2 separate regions of the Homo sapiens genome follow, and region 1 is linked to region 2. A link is a loop called in an ENCODE intact Hi-C map of the cell type or tissue named here. Cell type or tissue: gastrocnemius medialis. All regions are shown on one strand. Each heading gives the region's core, and the rest is flanking DNA. Links, peaks and the distances in the headings are about the cores only.

Region 1 (5,372 bases), core at 277-5,276, 110 kb before region 2:
GGGAAGAAAATAACTTATGTTTTCTCCCCTACAGTCTGTTTGTCTCTGTTATTCTTCATCAATAGACCTTGTCCTCTCTCCCTTTTAGAAACACCATTTATTTGTCAGGAAAATTCGGTAAAATATCCCATATTGCAGATTAAGAGGCTTGCTTCAACTCAGAATAAATTATTTTTGGCAAGGTTCTTTGATAGGTGGTGCTGAACGTGCTCTTCCTCTAGCATCACACTTTGAGTAAGGCGCATCCTCTGGCTCTCCCACTTGTGGGGAATGTAAGATTGATGAGTGGGTTCAGGTGAGGTCAGCCCTGATCCCTCAACGTTAGTTCCAATCCACCTTTCACCAGATGGTTTCAACAACCAGTCTTGTTCACTGCCTAGATACCATTATTTTATTAGATTCTATTATTTTGTTAGGAGTAAGACAGGGTCCCTTTGAACCTGTGTTTGATGTTGTCACTGGAAATTATCACGAGCCATCAGAACCCATTCATGTCATGTAAAAGTAGGAACTTAAAAAAAAAAATTCATCCTGTACGTGTACTTTTACCTTTACAATACAATCACTATGTGGTTTATTGCGTTTTGTGTTTATGTTTTGCTTTTTTTTTTTTGAGACGGAGTCTCCAGGCTGGAGTGCAGGGGTGCGATCTTGGCTCACTGAAAGCTCCGCCTCCCGGGTTCACGCCATTCTCCTGCCTCAGCCTCCCGAGTAGCTGGGACTACAGGCGCCCGCCACCACACCAGGCTAATATTTTGTATTTTTAGTAGAGACGGAGTTTCACCGTGTTAGCCAGGATGGTCTCGACCTCCTGCCCTCGTGATCTGCCCACCTTGGCCTCCCAAAGTGCTCGGATTACAGACGTGAGCCACCGCGCCCAGCCATGTTTTGCTTTTTAAAATAAAGTTTAGGGCTGGGCATGGTGGCTCACACCTGTAATCCCAGCACTTTGAGAGGCAGACGCTGGTGGTCAGTTGAGGCCAGGAGTTTGAGACCAGCCTGGCCAACATGGCAAAACCCCTTCTATACTAAAAATACAAAGATTTGCCAGGTGTCGTGGTGTGCACCAGTAGTCCCAGCTACTTGGCAGGCTGAGGCACAAGAATCACTTGAACCCGGGAGGCAGAGGTTGCAGTGAGCCAATTGCGCCACTGCACTCCAGCCTGGGTGACAGAGTGAGATTCTGTCTCAAATAAATAAATAAATAAATAAAATAATGTTTAAAGCTTTAGAACAACACCTAGCATTTAGGATTATGAGATTATATTCCCAAGAATAATTACTAAATCTGTTTTGAATTTCTTATTCCTTTCCTTCGCTTAACCTATTAATTTTGGTAGGGAGAACTCTGTACTTTTCCCATTCTAGCATATATTGAGAGAGAGAGAGAGAGAGAGTGTGTGTGTGTGTGTGTGTGTGTGTGTGTATGTGAGAGAGAGAGAGAGAGAGAGTGTGTGTGTGTGTGTGTGTATGTGAGAGAGAGAGAGAGAGAGAGAGAGAGAGAGAGATGGAGTCTCGCTCTCTTGCCCAGGCTGGAGTGCTATGGCCCTACCTAGGCTCACTGCAACAACCTCTGCTTCCTGGGCTCAAGTGATTCTCGTGCCTCAGCCTCCCGAGTAGCTGGGATTACAGGTGTGAGCCACCACGCCCGGCTAATATTTGTATTTTTTGTAGAGATGGAATTTCACCATGTTGGCCAGGCTGGTCTCGAACTCCTGAGCTCAAGTGATCCGCCCGCCTTGGCCTCCCAAAGTGCTGGGATTACAGGTGTGAACCACCGTGCCCGGCCCCAATACGTTTTCCTTGCCCAGTTCTTTGTTGAGAAAATAAAGCAATTGAGAAAGCACCTCTTAAGATGGGTTCTTTTAAGAGCTTGCATATACGGTAACCTTTACTGAAGAATAATTTTTTGGGGAAAATCATGCCTCATACTCAGTCATTTATAGTACTTCACTGGAAACTATTTTTTTTAACTTAGTTTCATGCAACACAAATCAGGAATAAACTTTGAAGAGGCGAAAAAACGTAAAAAAAATAGGGTTCTATTTGGCTTTCCACCAACGTTTTATAATTATGTTGCTCCTTGTATAACACCAGTTAAGACCTCATCCGAGAGATTTTTTTTTTTAAATTTCAACTTGTGTCGCAGTTCGAGTTGCTGGGCTCCGCTAGGCCGAGCCCCGCAGCCCTCCAGCCGCTGCCAACCTGCGCCCCCTGGTGGCCTGGTTGCCGGCCGCACGCGCTCTGGCTCCGCCGTCTGGAGCGCCACCTGGCCCGAGGGCGGGAGGGAGACTGTGGAGCAGTTCCAGACCCGCTTGTGGACCTGCACAACTACGTCATCCTCTGCAACACTGACCAGAAAGCTCAGCAACGGCAGCATTCTCAACAGGAAAGCCCATCGCAGGCTGCGCTTCTGTGTCCCCGAGACGACTGTCCGCAAGGTGGTGGCCAGCACGCCCGGGGCCATCGAGCCTGTCCTATACCACTGAGGACAATGCTGTCCACACAGACCCGCCCGGCGCAGCTGTGTCAGTGTAAATCCTAGTCTGCGGCCGGGCTACTGACATTTGCATGTGATTGACTAATCTATGAGAGAGAAAACAAACACAAGAAAGAAATACATGGTGATGAAGCCCCTGCTCCACCCTCCTCCTAAAAGATTCCACTGTTAGGAACAGCTGGTGTCTTTCTTTCCCTGGTAGAAAGCTCTGATACAACTATGCTAGGCTTTATTATCTATGCTTCCCTTATTTTTCTTACCCTTCTCCTGACTATTTTTCTCTTTCCTTGAGTTTTTCATCTAAAAACAGACATATCCTATTGTAGTCTGTTTATGTAAGCAACCTCAAATCCTTTTAGAAATGAAGGGAGGGTAGAAACACATAAACCAATGAAAATACATGTGAGTACATGTTTACAAAGTAGGTTTAACATTTTACTAATAATTTTCATGGCTACGTGTGGTGACTCATGCCCAGCACTTTGGGAGGCCAAGGTAGGAGGATTGCTGGAGCCCAGGAGTTCAAGACCAGCCTGGGCACCATAGTGAGACCCTGTCTACAAAAAATAAAATTAGCGTGGCTTGGTGGCACACACCTGTAGTCCCAGCTACTCGGGAGACTGAGGCACGAGAATCGCTTGAACTGGGGAGGTGGAGGTTGCAGTGAGTGATGATTGCGCTACTGCACTCTAGCCTGGGCAACAGAGAGACCCTGTCTCAAAAAAAAAAAAAAAAAAAGCAGTTGGAACCCTTAATAGTAAACACTTCCTTAACAATTACTTAAACATTTTTGTTTATGTTTGTTTGTTTGAGACGGAGTTTCGCTCTTGTCCCCCAGGCTGGAGTGCAATGGCATGATCTCGGCTCACAGCAACTTCTGCCTCCTGGGTTCAAGCGATTCTCCTGCCTCAGCCTCCTGAGTCGCTGGGATTACAGACGCCCGCCACCACACCCAGCTAATTTTTGTTATTTTTAGTAGAGATGGGGTTTCGCCATGTTGGCCAGGCTGGTCTTGAACTCCTGACCTCAGGTGATCTACCTGCCTTGGCCTCCCAAAGTGTTGGGATTACAGGCATAAGCCACCGTGCCCAGCCACATTTTTTTTAATTCACAGAAATTTAAGCAGAATCTTAATTCCTAAATTCTTAGAATTAATAATGGATTTCATTTATAGTGCTGTGTTTTGGACACTGTGCAGAGTGCTTTCCTTGTATTATTTAACTTTCCTCTAACAACTTTTTGAAGCAAGAACTCAGTCGTGAAAATACTTAGTTGCAGAGAGCCTAAATAAACTTGCCTTAGATCAGAAGTTAGAGCCAAAATTTCGTTCCGGGAACTCTGATTCCAGAGCCAGTGGTCTCAGCCATTAAATGATATGATAGCAGTTCCCAAACTTGTCTGCTTCAAAAAATGCTGATGCCTGTGTCCCTTCCCCAGAGATTGTGACTTAATTGGTCTGAGATGTGGCCTGGGACTTGTAGTTTGTAAGAGATCTCCAGGTGATTCTAATCTGTGGACAAATTTGGAAACCACTATAACACTGCTTTGCTTGGGACATTAGCTAACAACAGCCACCTGAGAGCTATTTCATCCTGCCAATTAGTGAGATAACCTCAAAAGTGTGTTTTCTAAAATAAAGAGTGAAAACTTTACCTATAGGAGAAATTATAGTATGAAAGAGCAATAGCAAAGAGTTATTCATTCACATTATCAGTACTTATAGATGGTCTTTTAGGACTGATTCAGTTTTTTACTGACTCTCTAACCTGTGTCAGGTCATAAAGCTGAAAGGCAAGGTTGGTAATACATAAAAAGCCCATAGAATAAGTGCTGCAACTTTCATGGGTGACAGCACGGCTGGCTGTGAGGGACATTTTTGTAGACTACTCTCCCTTTTCCCTTAGGTCTGGAACAACAGAAAATATCTGAATTTAAAAGTTCCATTTACTTTTTTTTGTTTAAATTCATAGCCTGCCTCCCACTGGAGTGTAAACTTTTTGAGAAGAGAGACCTTCGTCATTTGTGTTCTCTCCATACTGGCACCATGCTTGCCTATAGGAGCCAAATCACAAGTTCGTTGAATAGTTAATTGTGTTTCCTACAGTGCTCTATTTAAGCCATTGATACACTGAAGTTGTAACCAATAATTGTAACTACCATTCATCTACCATATGCAAGATGCTATACATATATATGTAAGTGATGTACATGTATACACTAATCTTGTTTTATTACTAATTCTCTTTTTTTTTTTTTTTTTGAGATGGAGTTGTTTCTCTCTTGTTGCCCAGGCTGAAGTGCGGTGGTGCAATCTTGGCTCACTGCAACCTCCGCCTCCCAGGTTCAAGCAATTCTCCTGCCTCAGCCTCCCAAGTAGCTGGGATTACAGGCACACACCACTATGAGTGGCTAATTTTTGTATTTTCAGTAGAGACAGGGTTTCACCATCTTGGCTAGGCTGATCTCGAACTCCTGACCTCAGGTGATCTGCCTGCCTTGGCCTCCCAAAGTGCTGGGATTACAGGCATGAGCCACTGCACGAGGCTGTTTATCAGTAATCTTTACACAGACCTATTAATCCTCCTATCTGAGAAGGGAAAACTAAATCCCTGAGAAATTAATTTACCCAAGATTGTACAGTGGAGTAAGCAACAAAACTGAGGTTTGAGCCAGGTCTGTCTGATGCTGTAGCGCACCCACTTTTCTTTACCAAAAACATTCTAGACAATGTTATTTCAAAACTCTTGGATGGGATTAAAAACTCCCAAGAAAAGACTCTGGAGCAATCCATCATTATAAGGCCTATGGGATCACCTACATTTTTCCACATTAAAACAAAAAAACAAAAAAACCCAGCTTATAAACGAGATTT
Region 2 (5,372 bases), core at 122-5,121:
GGTTCAAATCCTGGTCCTGCTGCCTTCTGGCTGCTGTCTTGGGCAAGTATATTTAATCTTTCTGTGCCTCAGTTGCCTTATCTGGACAAGTGGGCTAATAGTATCTACCCTCACAGCATTGTTGTGACAAATAAATGATGTACTACTTGGACAGTGCCTGGAAAAATGCCTGGCAAGTATTAGCCATTACAAAGGTCAACGTAATTATGCTGCTTTATAGGTAAGATGACTGATGGCAACTCGCCAGGCACAATCAGAGGCCGAGAAGGGGTTGGACCTCTTGTTGGTGCTGTGCCCACAATATTTCACAGCCTTGTTTTTAAAAGATAAGTTGTCTCCATGATCACTCCTCTTTTCTAAGCATAGCGTGGGATTTCAAATGATAAAATTTCAGCAGGCTGCCTTCTCAGGGGATGCCAAGAAACATGAGCTGTTAGACTTGGGTTACAGTAAATCACCTTCCTTTAAGTTCTGGTTCTGGTTGGCCAGACAGCTGTTCCATTTGCTAAAAATAGATATGTTTGCCTTTCTGTTTGACCTGTAAATGACAGGATCATCTATGGACAAGCTCTCCAAAGAGTGCCTCTGGCTTAATTAGTAAAAATAATTTTGGACTTGGGGTCCAGGGTCTTGGTCCTTGGATCTACTGGATCCATTACAAGCTTCTAAACCTCAACTGAGCATGGCTCATGGTGACAGGACAAGTGCCTGATGCTCTGGTATATAAAATAGGAAAAATAATGTCTCTGCTTTAGAGTTGAGGTTAGAAGTGTGAAGTGCTTTGGGGACCCACAGGAGAGATGCTAGATCAGTTCCAAGTAGTCTATCATGCAAAAGGATTGTCTTTCCATGACCAAAGGGAAAAGAGAAGTCGGAGTTTAGACAGGGTTTTAAAAGTCAGCTAAAGGCTCCCACATTGCACCTGTGGTTAACAACCACAGGCCGTGTTGCATTCTTTACCTGGCACTTTTCGGGATAATACAGGAGCATTTAAAAAATAGATAAGTCAATGAATGCACTTAGGGGGACATCGGCTGCCGCTGCCGTCAGCTGAAATGTTAGCTATCTACCGTCTTATAAAACGCCAGGAAAAACCTCTAAACCTTAGAGCCGGGGAATTTTTTAAAAAATCGGAACCAAATCTCCGTGGCTTCGTGCAGCGTGAGTTCTGCAGCTCGGGGGACGCTGCAGTGTGATGTGGTGGAGAGAGCATGCTTCACCGCTCCTGCCATCCTGACAGCGCCCTCCCTCCCGGCCTCAGCCTCCTGGTTCGCCAAACCGGAGGACTGAATTTATGGCTAGCTGGTCTCTGGGGCGCCTTCCAGCTCTGACATTCCCGCCTAGAATAGATCTTCCCGAAGGTTTCGCAGACAGACCAGAGGGGACCGAGCCGGGAAGGCGAGACAGGGACAGGCGAGAGACGCTGCTCCCAACTCGCAGAGGGAGAAAGCGTGTATCCCGGGCTGCCGGGGAGAGTGGAAAAGAAAGGACTGGTGACCGAGGGGTTTCTGCGCAGCTCCCGGGGAACCACGGCTGGATGGGGGTGGCGGGGAGACCGGGCGCCCATGGGAGCGGGGAAGCGGGGAGGCGGCGGCGGGAGCCATGCAGGGTCTGGGCCCCTGGGATGCGGGCAGAAGCGATGGGAGATCATGGGGAGGGCAGCCCGGCGGGAGGCGCGGACGAACAGGACCGCCCAGCCGCGAGAAGGCTCAGCCCAGGCAGGGGTCGGGGCGCGCTGGGCGCGTGTGGGGACGCACCTGGGTCTCCTCCTCGGAAAGGCCTGCCTCGGCCGCGATGAGGCACAGCGTGGTGGAATCCGGGTGCTTGTCGACCTTGTTGAAGTTGTACTCCAGGATTTCCACCTGGTCCTCTGTGGGGCCGCTCGCGGTCTCCGCCGACATGGTCCCTGCGCGCTGCGGGGCAGGGAGAAGCGGCGGCGGTGAGCGAGGCGTGGAGCGGGCGGGACGCAGCGAAGGAAGGCGGTCGCGGCGCCGCCGGGCAGCCCCAGCCCCAGGCCGCCCCCTCCAGCGGTGCCACGGCCGCGCAAGTCCCCGGTGGCTGCACGCTGAGCGGGGGCTTACGGCTGCCCCCCACCCGGGCCTCCCTCCCTGGACTGAGCGCTGTTGCGGGCTGACGGCAGAGCCTAGCGTCCTGCGCCTCCCGCGCCCCCCGGGACCCCTTGCAGGAACTGTATCCCTGCCTGCGACGGGGGCGAGATAGATGATTCCGCGGGCCCTCACCGACCTCCGGCTCTAAGGAAGGAGTGAAGGAAGCGCGGGGGTGATTTTGAGAAATCCCCTTAAAAACTTCCTCCCGAAAGGGGGACCTCCCCTGGGGACAGACTTGACAGATCGCGAGGGTGGGTTCGCCCGAGTCCGCGACTAGCCGGCCTCCGGCCTCCCCGGTAGGCGGCCTTCTGTCTCCGCAGTGGGTTGGCGCTTTGGGGCCCTCTCCAGGCAGGGCTGCACACCCCACCCTTCCTCCAAAAAAGTTCCCCGCAAGACAAGTTACTTCTCAAAGTTGGGGAGACGGAGGCGGTGCTTTTAATGTCTTTCCATTTTACAGAGATGGAGATAGGTCCGCAGAGAAGTGATTTAAGGCAGGGGATTGAGACACGGGAGAAACTTCCACCTGTGGGCTTGCATGTGCCACTCTGCCGCTCTGCAACCTCCTCCTTCAACCCTTCGCCCCCACTCTTTCTAAGTATGCTTTAGTGAGTCCCCGGCCTGCAGTCACCAGGCCACTATTCCACAATTTACGGCAAAGAGCCTGCCTCACTGTGTGCTCCCCGAGGGGAGGACTTGCAAGATGGAGCCACAATCCAACTGAGGAGGATCCAGTCAGCTGTCTTTTAAAATTTCAGACTTCCCTGTGATTGTATTAAAATTTACTATAAAGTCAGGAAAATGGGCCCATCACAAGCTTCAAGATCTCTTGTATCTCCTTACTTTAGAGCCAACCATTACTCTAGCAAATTTGAAGCAACATGACTTCCTGCTGGGTTCTCTCCATACCTACGAAGTCTCTGAATTGGGACCAAAAACTTAAAAATTTTAAAAATTGGCAGATGTAACCCCATCCACCTCCTCCTGCTAATTTAAGATGCATGAAGGTATAGAAAGTTGGAGTCTTCAAGATATCCTTGGCTGTGGGTTTGGCACACCTGTCAGGACTTGACTGTCGCTGACAGTAAAAGACAAGGGCAAGTGTGGGAATCACGTTGGTTTGTTGTTTTAACAAACAATTGCAAAATCATCCAGCACAATCCTGAGTAGGTTGTGATGTGGTTTGTGCCTGGGATGAGCCACACTTCACTGATGTCCCGGCAGAATGTACCCAATGCTGTTATAACCTTCTCCACTGTGACCTGCATCTTCTACTTCCTAAATAAGTGTCTTTACCTCTCCTTTGGGTCACTCTGAAGGGGCTTTCAGGCACAACGGGAAGTCATTCTACTGTGAGAGTCTGGCTCAAGTCACTTGCCAAGCCACCATGAAATCCCATGTTTTTAGGGGATTCTGTGCTTTCCCACCTAAAAATCATAGCACTGATTCCTGTCACGGTGCTAGGCAGGAGAGGGTCATACCAGGTCAGAAACACTTCTTCTTCTGTGTGCACCCATTGCCCGTACCTTTGACACACAACTTCAGAGCTGGGAAGAACCTTGGAAATTACCTCTTCCAGTCTTCTTCTGTAACAGCCCAGGAAAATGAGCATAGGAAGACTAACTTTCTGAATGTTGCCCAGCTGGTGACCTGTGCTCCGCTAGACCCTTCTCAGTGGGGCAGTCTGTCATTAGTCTGGTAGGAAAAATCAGGAGGGCAGTAGTCATAATGCAGGCAGGAGCTCATTGCCATTTTGAATGGGCATAGACTGTCCTAGTAGGACACCAATTCTAGCCAAAGTTGCCCACGGGAACCACCCACCACTGCTTGCTTCGCTTGAAAGAAAACAAGGGCTGGGAGACAGCTGCCTCTGATTTTACTTCTTGCCTTAGGAAGGTTCCAGCTAATTTTGTGTAACATAGTTGTGCCGGCTCTTCCATGAAAATTTTGTCTTTTTCTTTGTAGAATCCTCAGTCCTTCAGAAATATTAATTTCTAAACTGACTGTTCTGCTTATACTTTCCCCTCTTTTTTGGTTATTTAATTCCTGTTATAACACTCAAGGGCTGCTACTGGTCTTACATTTAATTTACTGCATTTTATTTTATGAGATTTCTGTGGCTTCTTGTTACAGGACTTTGTATGAGATTTTGTGGAGAGGTCCTGGTTAACTTTAAAGAACTCCTTGGGTTAGTTGGCTGAGAATCATTGGCTTTGGTTGGCTGCTGAGACTTGTGGGAGGACCATTTGAAAGCGCCTACTTCTCCAAGGTACACCAAGCAAACCTGATTTCTAGAAACGAAGGTGGAAGATCTCTATAGTCAAATGTATCTGTTATTTCTCTGCAAAGCTCTCAGCCCTTTGCTTGACAAATGTTTGCTGTTACTTCGTTTCTTCTCTCGCTCTGTCTCTCTTAAAGAAGATATAAATCAAACTGCCTGGGTAACCTTGGCCTTATAAAGCTTTTCAACTATTTCCAGTAAGAAAACAGTTGAGAAGTTTCTCTGAAGATAGTCTAAACAATTTCAGATTAAAAGAACTAAAAATACTTTAAAGCTACTCAGACGTTAATCTTAGCACAAGTTTTATTGTTGTGGCTATTCATATCTCATCAGACATTCAAGGAGTAATTTGTCCTGTGGTTATATTTTTCCTTTGTGGTTTTGGGAAGACATTGCATAAGCTTTTTCAAGATGTTACATGCAATCTGCTGGCTTTTTTCTAAATTAATTCCAATGCTTGGGGTAGACAGTTGGGTCAACCCAATGGTTCTACTTTTGTCCCCTAATCCTGTAATCATTTATTTTAAAAATATCTACTTTTATAAACTAGCTCACAAAAAGCACTATCAACTGGAAATCTTTGGTTACCTCTGTAGTAACCAAAAAATTTCTTTGGGCTCAAATTTGTCATCTTATCCTCCCTCTCCCAGTCATTCTGACCTCTTTGTAATAGCACTAATATCAAACCAAGAACAAAAGGTTATCAATGGCAGATTCTCCAAATAAACCCAGAGTCCTGTGGTGAGCTGGCCAAAAGGGAAACAAGCCAGTGGATTATTCTTTAGCCTATATTTCTTTTATGCTCACTGTGAACTTCCTGGAAGCAATGGGCTCTTGAAACATTTTGTATTTTCCTAAGTGAGGAAAATGATGTGTGGCCACTTCCGCAAGAGAAGTGGTGGGTCTTTGGAAGGGGATGGGGTCTTCCCCTTCGTCACTTATTCAGTTACTCTGAAGGTGGTAGAAGGGGGCATCGCCCAAGCTGT

The links. Hi-C counts contacts between places; a loop is a spot of excess contacts. Peaks named below come from ENCODE experiments on the same cell type or tissue, not always from the same donor. Only the 100,000 strongest peaks of a DNase experiment are listed, where the experiment ranks them.
Region 1: it touches region 2 in a loop (2.6-fold over the local background); 2 of 110 quality-filtered maps call a loop at or near these places.

What each region holds. Positions count from the first base shown.
Region 1 is chr4:56,542,500-56,547,871 of GRCh38, forward strand. All of the region lies in intron 1 of SPMAP2L (sperm microtubule associated protein 2 like), which reads left to right. Among named protein-coding and RNA genes, the nearest start is that of SPMAP2L, 15 kb to the left of the region's middle. RefSeq lists a silencer at 2,126-2,315. In gastrocnemius medialis, for the core only: a CTCF peak has its summit at 2,213 (motif pointing left); a DNase peak (open chromatin) is centred at 2,292; H3K4me3 peaks cover 746 bases.
Region 2 is chr4:56,654,100-56,659,471 of GRCh38, forward strand. It overlaps HOPX (HOP homeobox), which reads right to left. Exons shown (of 4, transcript NM_032495.6): 2 at 3,676-3,800; 3 at 1,758-1,913. The coding sequence starts at 3,717. LOC124900708 (a long non-coding RNA gene) reads left to right here and starts at 3,794. Exons shown (of 3, transcript XR_007058128.1): 1 at 3,794-4,374. In gastrocnemius medialis, for the core only: a CTCF peak has its summit at 2,458 (motif pointing left); DNase peaks (open chromatin) are centred at 482, 1,292 and 2,419; H3K4me3 peaks cover 2,205 bases; H3K27ac peaks cover 3,665 bases.